Regions from separate parts of the Homo sapiens genome. Here region 2 is linked to region 1. A link is a contact called in ENCODE Hi-C or POLR2A ChIA-PET data. All regions are on one chromosome and are shown on one strand. The core of a region is the stretch at or near the end of the contact, and the rest is flanking DNA. Distances in the headings are between cores, read along the strand shown.

Region 1 (6,045 bases), core at 2,209-4,708:
ATAAATGATTTTCACTTAAGCATTTGTTCACGCAGTCACTTCATTCATTTATTTATCATAAAACATTTATCAAGGTCCTATTCTATACTGACACTATGCTGGGCTCAAGAGATGCTGAGGCTTTTTGGGCAAGAAGGTTGAAGACTAGGCAGGGAGAGAGACCTGAACTAAAGCAGGAGAAGGCAAGGTGTAGTATACACATCATGGAGACATGTATAAAGCATTCCTGGAACCCAGAGGAACCAGGAAGTGCTGCTCATAAAAGATGCTTTTTGAACTAGATCTTGAAGAGTGAGTAGCCCGAGGAGTTTGGGCTTGCGAATTCTAGATAACAAGAACAGCTTGCCAAAAGGGATAAAGTTGTGAAACAAACAAACAAACAAAAAACAGGGTTTGGAGCCAGGAGGACTTTGGTGTGAGTGGTGTTTGGCCATTCTGCCTGGTGCCTTCCTTTGAATTTAGGTTCGACCCCCTGTGGGGGCCACAGAGAGTCACCTGCAGCTCAGTCTTACCCCAGGTGCTGGGCCCAAGTCTGCTCTTAGAGGAAATGTAAGTAGCTTATATCACTCAGTATCGGGTCAGCTAGGCTCTGGGTTCTGTTCTGAGCTCCTGCTCTATTTCTAGCTGTGAAGTTTCCACTTGATTCCTGTCACAGGCTCTACCTTGTATTCCAGTTCAAATAACTGGGCTTTGGCCTTTGTTCTTTCTTCTACATTCTGCCTCTAAGTTTCTCTAAGACTGGAATTTTGCCTTTCCTTATCAGTCCTTCCTAGAACTTCAGTCCCTCCCAGAACTTCAGTCCCCTCCTTGGCCCTGGGGCCTCACTCCAGGCTGCTTGATCCACTTATGGTTATTGCTTGCTGGGTTCACCTTCTTCTCCTTTCTGCAGGTGGAACACAGACTGATGACAACCACGTGCTGAGATCCCCTGTTACTGCCTAGACACAAATTGCTATCTAGGTCCTGTTTCACTGCCTGGCAGAACTGCCTTGCTACTTCTGGTTTGGCTCGCCATTGCCTGAATTCCTAAACTCCATTCTGAATATTACTAGTGAAAAATGCACGGCAGGGCGCAGTGGCTCATGCCTGTAACCCCAGCCCTTTGGGAGGCTGAGGCAGGTGACTCACCTGAGGTCAGGAGTTCGAGACCAGCCTGGCGAACATGGTGAAACCTCGTCTTTACTAAAAATACAAAAATTAGCCAGGCATGGTAGTGGGCACCTGTAATTCCAGCTACTCAGGAGGCTGAGGCATGAGAATTGCTTGAACCCGGGAGGCAGAAGTTGTAGTGAGCCGAGATCACACCACTGCACTCTAGCATGGGCTATATAGAGCGAGACTCAGTCTCAAAAAAAAAAAAAAAAAAAGAAAAATGTGCTACTTTGGTATTGAAATTAGCATCCAACATCAGCTTTTGGAGATACAGGTTATGCCATATACTTTGGTAAATTTCCCCCAAGCATTTAGACTTACAGAAGATATGCAGTAAAAGCTGTTGGAGTATATGCTACAAATGAGCCTTGGTGGTATGGTCCCAGGCCTTCCTGTGCTGATTAGCATTTTATGGCATGTATAATTTTCCTTAACATTGCTCAGGGGATTAGGACACTAGTCATATGCTGCCAGCCACAAGTTTTAAAAAACCAACTTAGGAATAAAATCACAACAGGAAATGAAGGCCATTTGGAAATTTGAGAACCCACATGTTCTCTATGTTATTTTCTTTTCTTATTTTTTTTTTTTTTTAGGAAGAGTTTCAAAGTTTCAACCTGTTTTAATGCTTGCCCATCTGGTTGTTTTATTAATGAAAACAGCAGCATCTTCTAATGCTCTTGTGTGAGGCAACAGTATTTTCCCAAAAAAATCACAGAAAAAACTTTGGGATTTGATGTACCATATTTTGTCTTTTACTTTTTTTCTTTGAAAAAATAAATCCCAACTGGAGATCATTTTAGAGAGAGTATGTGCTTAGAAATATTCAGTGAGTCATGCCTGGTGTTGTAGGTCTATTCCGGTGCGTGGGGTTTCCAGAACAATTACATAAGTGTTAGCATAGCCAGGAACTTTTGACATTTGTGGCAGCCTAATGGAGTTCTTTTCATCATTGAAAATATTCTAACTGTTGTTTCCTTAAATCTAAAATGCATAAAACTAGTGAAGCAGGATAAATTGATTCTGAGGCATTTCTATCCAGTATGCTTTGTTGGCAAAGAAACTGAAGAAAATTTACTTGAAATAAAATACAGGTGATCAAGCTGTTAACAAATACAGTGATCTAATCATCTGGCAGAAAGTGAGAGGATAAATTGTAAGTGAGACCTTTTTGTTTCTTCTCTTTCTTTTATCTATCAAGATTTCCAGCCCAGGCGTGGTGGCTCACACCTGTAATCCTAAGCACTGTGGGAGGCTGAGGCGCGTGGATTGCCCGAGCTCAGGAGCTTGAGACCAGTCTGGGGAACACGGTGAAACCCCGTCTCTACTAAAAATACAAAAAATTAGCCAGGCATGGTGGCTTGTGCCTGTAATCCAAGCTACTCAGGAGGCTGAGCTAGGAGAATCGTTTGAACCCAGGAGGCAGAGGTTGCCGTGAGCCAAGATCATGCCATTGCACTCCAGCCTGGGCAACAGAGCGAGACTCCGTCTCAAAAAAAAGAAAAAAAAAAAAGATTTCCTTTTCTTTTACAGCCTGACCATAGCATATTGTTTACTTGCACAACCCTACATAATGAGATTATTCAATCACATGTTTTTTAAAATTCGGGGATTCCAAAAGCTATTAGATCAATACCTTTCTTTAATCTTTCAAAAGATCACCAGGAAATAATGTGATATTCCACTACTACTAATTTGTTTGTTAAAATATATTTTTAAGTACCTGTGTTCCAAAGTATCTCCTAGTATGAGAAACTAGAGAAAGACCCAACCGAAGTCATTATCAATTAATTTTTTCTATCTCAAAGGTGAGCTCCCCAAATCCAGAGTTTAGGGGCTTTCTAGGGAGGGTGAAGTCCTTAGTTTTGTTTTTTTTTTTTTTTGAGACGGAGTCTCGCTCTATTGGCAGGCTGGAGTGCAGTGGCGTGATCTTGGCTCACTGCCACCTCCGCCTCCCGGATTCAAGCAATTCTCCTGCCTCAGGCTCCCGAGTAGCTGGGACTTCAGGTGTGTGCCACCACGCCTGGCTAATTTTTGTATTTTTAGTAGAGACGGGGTTTCACCATGTTGGCCAGGATGGTCTTGATCTCTTGACCTTGTGATCCGCCCGCCTCGGCCTCCCAAAGTGCTGGAATTACAGGCGTGAGTCACTGCGCCCGGCCGGAAGTCCTTAGTTCTTATAGATGATTGTTCAGTGTCTTGCACAATTTTGCTACTGCCTTATTTTCCTGCAGATAAGACATTGTAGTTATGGGTGTTACTGTATTTATTGGTTCAAAAGACATGGTGCAAAGGACAAGTAGGCCAAGCAGGCTCTGACTCATAGAGGTTGCTGCCTGCTTGTGCCCTGTGTGCGCCTTTTGAGTAAAGAGCACAGTCCACCAAGTCCAGCTCTGCATGCTCAAGTGCTATTGAATTCTTTCCACCTGACCACAAGTACTTGAGCACCTTTCCTCCATAGCAGAGCTGATAGCACAGAGCACACTGAGAATCCCTATAGGGAAGGTGTGGTGAGGCTGTGTGAACTGTGTGGGCTGTGGTCACGTAGTTGATCATGTAAGTGGGATCACAAACTTAGTAAGCATCCTGTGACACACCGTCATCATTAGAGTGTGCTTGTTGATGTTGGAGTACTATGTGCTATTCAGGACTATTTCCAAGAATTTAGTTGAATATATATCCTGGGCTGTAGGATACAGGATGAAAAGAGGATTTGGTGTCCCTGCCAAGTTTCCTAGATAATGCAGATAATTTCTTTTAGCAGGAAGTGACGTGTACATCTCAGGGCTGGGAAGGTGCAGTTATAGGAAATTAGCCTTAGCAAGAAACAAAATGCCAAAATCAAGACCAAGTGAGAACATAACTTCTAGACCAACAGAAAGGAAGTGAGGGGATCTGAGCTGCCCTGTTTTGTTTCTGAAAAACCACTCATCTTGCTCTTCTATATTCCTGACTTTCTCCATCCAGTAGGCACCAAGTCCAGCTAGCTCTGTCTCTTCTGATTTTGGAATCTGTCTTCCCTTCACCATCTCTCCAGTCATGGAGTTCAGTCTCTTACCATACTCACCTGGATTACTGCAATAGACACTAACTGGTCTCCCTGCTTTCAGTCTTCAACACCCCATATCTCACCAAAGGGATCTTTGTTGTCTGTCCATTGTTAAATGGTTGGGATTTATTGGGAGGATTTCTGTCTGCTCTCAGGATGGACCAGAAGTTTCAGAAATTGATAGAAATGGGTCGGGTAGGGATGGGTAGGGTTAGAACATTCAACCGTGTTGTCAGTGCCCTGCCCCAGAATGAATGCTCTTCCATCATTTCTCCATCTTTTCACCCTCTTTCTTCACTCCAGGGAGTGAACATTGTTCCAGCTTGGGTCAGGTGGCTGTTTGTTGGTGAGTAAGGGGTTCAGGGAACAGATTTAACAACTCAGCAGGCAATCCTTCAAAGGGAAATCAAGGTGGAATGGATACTGAGTTCTCAAAAATCAACATGTTCCCATGATATGTTGACTATAGAAGGGTCATCTAAGTGCAGTAGCAAATATAGTTTATAGTATTTACTCGAATGGCTTGTTAATTTATCTCTCTTCCTCAATAGACATTGAAGTCCCTGGAAGAAGAACCATGTCTTATTCATCTTTGTATGCCTGGCCTCTCATAGACACATACAATAAGTACTCATTGTATCAAAGAATGAATCAATGTTCCCGTAAGTGAAAGCTGTGTTTGGTCTAGTCTATATGCTTCCAGAACTACTTTATGGTCCCCCAGCCCCAGCCTTCAGTGACCCTGCTTCCTGAGCTAGAACTGCTCAACACTGACCTCAGCAGCAACGCACCTTCTGAGTCCACTCACCCTCTGGGTGCTCCTGAAGGGGCAGAGAGAGCCAAGCGGCTATATGTCAGATACAAGACCTCACTGTCTGCTTCCTTTCGTCCATCTCTTTTTTTTTTTTTTTTTTTTTTTTTTTGAGACAGAGTCTCACTCTGTCGCCCAGGCTGGAGTGCAGTGGCGCCATCTTGGCTCACTGCAGGCTCTGCCTCCCGGGTTCACGCCATTCTCCTGCCTCAGCCTCCTGAGTAGCTGGAACTACAGGCGCCCGCCACCACGCCCGGCTAATTTTTTTGTATTTTTAGTAGAGACGGGATTTCACCATGTTAGCCAGGATGGTCTCAATCTCCTAACCTCGTGATACACCTGCCTTGGCCTCCCAAAGTGCTGGGATTACAGGTGCGAGCCATCGTGCCCAGCCCTTTCGTCTATCTCTTATAGCACCATTTTAGCCTTCAGGGACTCCTAACATGCATTTGTTCCTGGAGTGCTTAGTAGTTGTGGATGAACTGATATCTATCTTACTTGGCAATGTAATAAAAGGAATGTGCTTTGACATCAGACAGAGTTGCAATATGAACACTTCAAGTACTAGCTGTGTGACTCTGGATACTTTTTTTTAACCTCTCGGGGTCTTTGGTTACACACAAGTCCAATGAAGATACTACAAGTGTAAATGAAATAATATATGCAAAGACACTTGTTATAACGCTTGGCATTTGACAGGTGTCCTGTGAATGTCAGCTCCCTTCTGCCTTTGTGGCTTATAGCAATAGGGGCATGAGGAAAATTTGCAGTGCTAGTATAGGTAATTTGAGCTGAAAGGAAAAAGAGAAAAAAGGAGAATGAACGTACCCAGTTGCTCTAACATGAATCAAAGTCAATGATTAACTTTTTACTGACTATATAAAATGCAACAAAGTTTAAATAAATGTAACAACTGGGCTTAAGGGAGAAACAAACCCATATATTTTCTAAAACAATAGAATTAGATATTTGGCAAACTAGAACCGGCACGGGCATAACAATTAAATTTCTTCTCTAATGAGCGTTGTTTGTT
Region 2 (6,045 bases), core at 2,282-4,781, 120 kb after region 1:
CTCACTTTCCTTATCTGCAAAATAGGGAAAATAAAACAATCCTTCCCGCCCAGGCAGTTTTTGTTGTTGTTGTTGTTTGTTTGTTTGTTTTTTTGAGATGGAGTCTCACTCTGTTGCCCAGGCTGGATGGAGTGCAGTGGTATGATCTCAGCTCACTGCACCCTCTGCCTCCTGGATTCAAGTGATTCTCCTGCCTCAGTCTCCCAAGTAACTGGGACTACAGGCACCTGCCACCACGCCTAGCTAATTTTTGTATTTTTAGTAGAGACAGGGTTTTGCCACATTGGCCAGGCTGGTCTCAAACTCCTGACCTCAAGTGATCCACCCACCTTGGCCTCACAAAGTGCTGGGATTACAAGCATGAGCCACCGTGCCCAGCCCCCAGACAGTTCTGATAGGGAAATGCAATCTGCACTTTCAGTACTTTAGCAGAGTGTCCTATGAATAGGAAGACTCCACAGCTGTTGGCCAACAGGTAACAACACCTACAATAGCATTCACCTGCCAAGAGACTGCTACCAAAGATTCTGGAGTTCTTCCTGACTTTGCTGCGTCAAATCTGATGTGACAGCTCGTACTGCCAGTTGTAACTTCCAACTTTATCTAAAATCCAACCACATCTCAATTTTCACAGCCACCACCTTGATCCAAGCCAGGACCTGGACTGCTCAGCCTCCTAACAAGGTCTCCCTGCTTCTGGCCTGGCTTTGACAGTCTATTCTCCACACAGCAGTCTGAGCAATTCCAGCAAAATGTAGGTCAAAGAGAGGAGGGCACTACACTGGCATCTCCTCTCACCCAGGGCACAAGTCAGCGCTGCTCTTGACCTGGCCAGCCTCCCTGGGGCCCCTCCTACATCCCCACCCACCCTCACCTGTGCTTTTCCTCATACAGCCACCAGGCTCTGCCTCAGGGCTTCTGCCCTTGCTTCTCCTATCCAGAACATTCCTTTCCTGAATTTCTTCAAGCCTCACTCCCTCCTTTACATCTCTGTCCAAAGGTCACCCTTTGGACATCTTTCTTACAGAAAGGTCACACTTTCTGTAAGACATTCCCTGAATGTCATTTGAAATTACAGGCCCCTTGTAATAAAAGTGCTGGGAAAATCCAGCACTTTGGGAGGCCAAGGCAGGTGGATCACTTGAGCTGAGGAGTTTGAGACCAGCTTGGGCAACATGGTGAAACCCTGTCTCTACTAAAAATACAAAAAATTATCCAGGCATGGTGGTGCATGCCTGTAGTCCCAGCTACTCAGAGTCTGAGGTAGGAGAATCACCTGAACCCAGGAAGTCAAGGTTGCAATGAGCAGTAATGGCAGCACTGCACTCCAGCCTGGGTAACAAGAGTGAGACCGTGTCTCAAAAAAAAAAAAAAGAAAAAAAAAAAAGAAAAAAAAATTACGCGCCCCCTTCTAACCCAGCTCTTTCTCCATAGTGCTTACTGCCATCTGACCTGCTCCATTTTCCTACTTGTTTGTCTGTCTCTCTGGAATGTAAGAACAAGGATTTTCACTATTTTGTTTACTACCGTTCCCGCACAAAGCAGTCACACAACAAATATCTGTTGAATGAATGAATGAATATGTCCTCAAACCCTTTTTCTGGAAGTTGGGGGCAAACATGAAGCAGAAAAAATATGTGGACATCTTAATATGAAATTTTTTGCACTTACTTGGCACAGCGTACCCAGTGTGTATGTCGATACAAGGAATACAGGAAGCGCTGGCGATACATGCTCCATACTTTTATGGATTTGTCTTCAGAAGCTGTAGCTAGAAACTGGCCATCAGCTGAAAAGTCTACACTTCGAACTGGAGCTGTATGAGCTTTAAATTCTGAGAATTTTCCTCTCCTGGAAATAAACAGTTTAATATTTATAACTCATTTGATTTAATTATAGTTAATACTTAATCACAATACAGACTTTGAAACATATAAAATAGTTTAAATAAAATGGTTTAACTCTTGTAAAACCTAACAAAAGTATGAAAGGGCTATGTTGTACTGTACTCTTCGTCAACACTGAAATTTCCATGAAATTTCAGGTGTTGAGAACTAAAGGGTAGAAAAGAAGAGAATAGAAAAACAAAAGATGGGGAAAATAATGTGAGGCATTTGAGAAGTAGAAAACCTTAAAATGGGAGAAGGCTAGATAGTGTTGGAGTTACAAGGTGATATGTGATAAACGCTACTTTGTGTCAGTGTTCCCAAGTTGCCAAGGCATTTTCACCTTACATTGTATCTAGGACTCAGCAATTTTCCCATTTAGAAAATCATATTGATACTCAAGATAACCTATGGGGAAAATTGTCATAAATGCTTGAAAAACATCAGGCAACAGAATTTAGTTGGCCACAATATATGTGTCTCAGATGTTCAAATGTTCACACTGATCTCCCATACACCTGCACCTCATCCTGTATTTTGCTACCTTGGCTGGTCAGCGTGACATCCGCCTGTGTCCAAGCCAGAAGCCTGGAAGTCACACTCAACTCCTGCTTCCTCTCCCACATCCAGTAAGTTAGCAAACCATATCATCCTCACTTCCTAAATATCTTCTGAATCCTCCTCTTCTATGTTGGCTCTGCTTGCCTTAAGGTAAATATATCCTCAACATCCTTCACCTAGGTTACTGCAAAAGCCTCTTAACTGGTCTCTCTGCTCTAATCTTTTGTCCCCTGCCAGTCACCTACATATTGTGCTTATTACCTTGCTAAGAGCGTAACTCCAAGCATGTAAATCCCAGCGTAAATGTGTCACTGGCTCTTCTCCAAAAGAAAGCACAATGCCCAAGTACTTTGGTGAGGTATCCTGCCACTCACACTGAACTTTGTACTCGGAACAGTCACAGCCCTTCAAACACACCCCTGCCTTTGCACTTACTGCTTTCTCAGGCTGGACTATTTTCCCCATCCCCAGACCCCCTTGGCCAAGCCAGACAGGCTTAATGGCTCCCTATTTGCTACAACGATTTTGCTTACTACATTATACAGTGACTTTCTAAAGAACGATTTGTCTCCTCTTAAGCAGCACATTTTTGAAGCACAGGAATGATGATTTATTCATCTCTATAAGACTAGCATCTAGCAATATGTCAAGCACATAAAAAGAACTCAATACACGTTGAATTCCACTTGGAACAGTCAATAAAGGCTCGTAGATCCAACCTGGCTTACCCTTCCAGTGGTCTGTAGGGAGGAAAGGTAACTTTATCATAAATTTCCATCACCTGACATATGATATTACTCAGGAAAAACTGAAATACATATTAAACAAAAATTAGGAGGGAGCATCCAGGGACTAGCTCAGTGAAGTTTCAAGGGTAAATTTCATGAGTGGAAATCAGGAGTATAGTTTGGCCTGAATTCAAGTACAATGCCTAGAGAAAACAAAGAAAAGAAAAGGCATCTGCAATGACCAGGAAGCTAAGAGACAGACCATCAGTATCATCAAAATCTGCCCTGATTTTTAGTTCTGCACTCCACACTCCAGCAGGCTGTTCTGTTTGCCTCCTTTCTAAAAGGCTGTCCTCTCAGCCGTAGGCTAAACCAAGCACTGGATCCAGTCTCAACAGGAAACACAGAAGAAACCAAGATAGGAGTGCCTTATGTTTATTGTGCTGGTGCCTAACTGGTTTCTAGTTCCTCATCTTAACTTAATATAGGCTCTCTCCTTCCTACATATTTACTTGCCCTTTCAGCTAAATTCTCTTGACTGCCCACTGTGACCAACTCTGAGCCAGACTTGCTTTCAGGCTTGCTCCTACCTATTCTTTTCTTATTTATTTATTTTTTTGAGACGTGTTATCTTTCTGTCACAGATGCTAGAATACAGTGGTGCAATCGCTACTCACTGCAGCTCAAACTCCTGCGCTCAAGAGCTCCTCCCTCCTCAGCCTCCTGAGGAGCTAGGACTATAGGTGTGCATCACCATGCCCAGCTAATTTTATTTTTTTATTTTTATTTTTTATAGAGACAGGGTCTCGCTATGTTGCCCATGCTGGTCTTGAACTCTTGGCCTCAAGTGATCCTCCTGCCTCAGCCTCCCAAAGTGCTGGAATTACAGGTGCGAGTCATGCCCCCAGCCTCTCCCTATTCTTTCTTAGCCTTCTGGTCACCAGCTGTGGTGTCTATCTGCAAATATGGCTGCCAATACTCATCTCATCCCTGTACATGCATGTCTCTCCGCTTCACAAAAGGTGAAGTCTGTTTATTTCCCCTCCCTTTGAGGGGAGGTGTTGTGACTTTTGAGGGGAGGTGTTGTGAGAGGAGGTGTTGTGACTCATCTCATCCCTGTACACGCATGTCTCTCTGCTTCAAAGGAGGTGGAGTCTGTTTATTTCTCCTCCCTTTGGGCTGGTGTTGTGACTTTACTCTGAGGAACAGAACGTGGCAGAAGTGACACTGCAAGTTTTGGGCCTAGTTCTTAATTGGTCTAGCAGCTTCTGCTTTGATTCTCCTGGAACCCAGCTGTCATGCTGTGAGAAAACTACAGGTTATCCTGCTGGAGAGACGGCACATGGAGAACCAAGACGCCATTGCCACAACCCGCACCAAGGCCCCAGGCATACGAATGAGGAACAGAGCCCATCTTTCCTCTGCATGTGTAATCTCAGCCTGCACCATATAAGCAAAAGAACTGTGAAGCTGCATGAGTAATCTCAGCCTGCACCATATAAGCAAAACAACCATCCAGACAACCCACAAAATGTGACAAATCATTGTTTCTGTAGTAAGTACTAAGGTTTTGTGACTGTCATACAGCAATAGATAACTGACACATCATCTTCCTTCCCGTTGCCACGATCCACCATTATTGCTCTGTCCCTACTAAGACATGATTTAGAAAGAGAAACTAGGGACACCTACACAAGCCTAATCATTGTATTTAGATGAGTTATGACAAATTAATGACTCAGTGAGCTTTTAGCTCATCTACCCTTATACAATTTGTTCACTGAGATTTCCTTGAATTAGTAAAGGGAGACTGAAGTTATGCTGTGCAGAAGATAGTAAAAAAGCTAGTTCTAAATTCCCAAAGTTAAGGGTTTTGGAACATGCTTCTCCTCTTGGACCCCAAACTAGTTACTTCTCCCTTAAAATTCCCTGCTACATTGCCATCCATTATAACATGTCACTTCTCTTCAATAGTTTTCACTACCATTGGAATATATTCAGATTTCTCAGCATAGAGTTCCCCTTGGGTGGTGGCAGAAAAAAAGCACCCACTGGCATGGGAATGCCCATGAGCTTTTCTTCATTTGGGAGTGCCTGGGCCTGAATAGTCACAGACTACAAGTCAAATCCTGCCACAACAGGGTCAAGGAAATACTCAAATTCTTATCTTCTAAAGCAGTGGTCCCCAGTCTTTTTGGCACCAGAGACCAGTTCCATGGAAGACCATTTTTCCATGGGACCAGGGAGTCAGGGGGAAGGATGGATGATTTTGGGATGATTCAAGTGCATTATTACATTTATTGTGTACTTTATTCGTATTATTATTATTATTATTATTGAGAAGGAGTTTTGTTCTTTTCCACCCAGGATGGAGTACAATGGCATGATCTCGGCTCACTGCAACCTCCACCTCCCAGGTTCAAGCAATTCTCTTGCCTCAGCCTCCCGAGTAGCTGGGATTACAGGTGCGTGACACCACGCCTGGCTAACTTTGTATTTTTAGTAGAGACAGGGTTTCACCATGTTGGCCAGGCTGGTTTCAAATTCCTGACCTCAGGTGATCTGCCTGCCTTGGCCTCCCAAAGTGCTGTGATTACAGGCGTGAGCCACTGTGCCCAGCCCTATTTCTATTATTATTACATACTCACTATAATGTAGAATCAATGGAAGCCCTGAGCTTGTTTTTCTGCAACTAGATGGTCCCATCTGGGTTGAAGGGAGACAGTGACAGATCATCAGGCATGAGATTCTCATATGGAGTGTGCAACCTAGATCCCTCGCATGCACAGTTCACAATAGGGTTTGTGCTCCTATGAGAATCTAATGCCGCCGCTGATCCGACAAGAGGCAGAGCTCTGGCCTGGTTCCTA

What was found. A loop is a pair of places that touch in the nucleus more often than their neighbours do. ChIA-PET counts read pairs that join two places held with the same protein, here RNA polymerase II (POLR2A). Pooled maps may share reads with other maps.
Region 2: a pooled map shows a loop between it and region 1 (4-fold over the local background). The contact joins two enhancer-like sites. A Hi-C loop is called at or near these places in 3 of 50 pooled maps. POLR2A ChIA-PET finds 5 or more read pairs at or near these places in 3 of 52 experiments (BJ, H1 and activated CD8-positive, alpha-beta T cell).

What each region holds. Positions count from the first base shown.
Region 1 is chr12:89,372,338-89,378,382 of GRCh38, forward strand. All of the region lies in intron 9 of POC1B-DUSP6 (POC1B-DUSP6 readthrough), which reads right to left. Among named protein-coding and RNA genes, the nearest start is that of DUSP6, 23 kb to the left of the region's middle. Within about 2 kb of position 3,459, at least 13 of the 41 ENCODE cell types and tissues checked have a DNase peak (open chromatin) inside an H3K27ac peak, as active enhancers do.
Region 2 is chr12:89,490,265-89,496,309 of GRCh38, forward strand. POC1B-DUSP6 (POC1B-DUSP6 readthrough) reads right to left here. Exons shown (of 11, transcript NR_189589.1): 4 at 1,672-1,851. POC1B (POC1 centriolar protein B) reads right to left here. Exons shown (of 12, transcript NM_172240.3): 4 at 1,672-1,851. Among named protein-coding and RNA genes, the nearest start is that of GALNT4, 32 kb to the right of the region's middle. Within about 2 kb of position 3,532, at least 4 of the 41 ENCODE cell types and tissues checked have a DNase peak (open chromatin) inside an H3K27ac peak, as active enhancers do.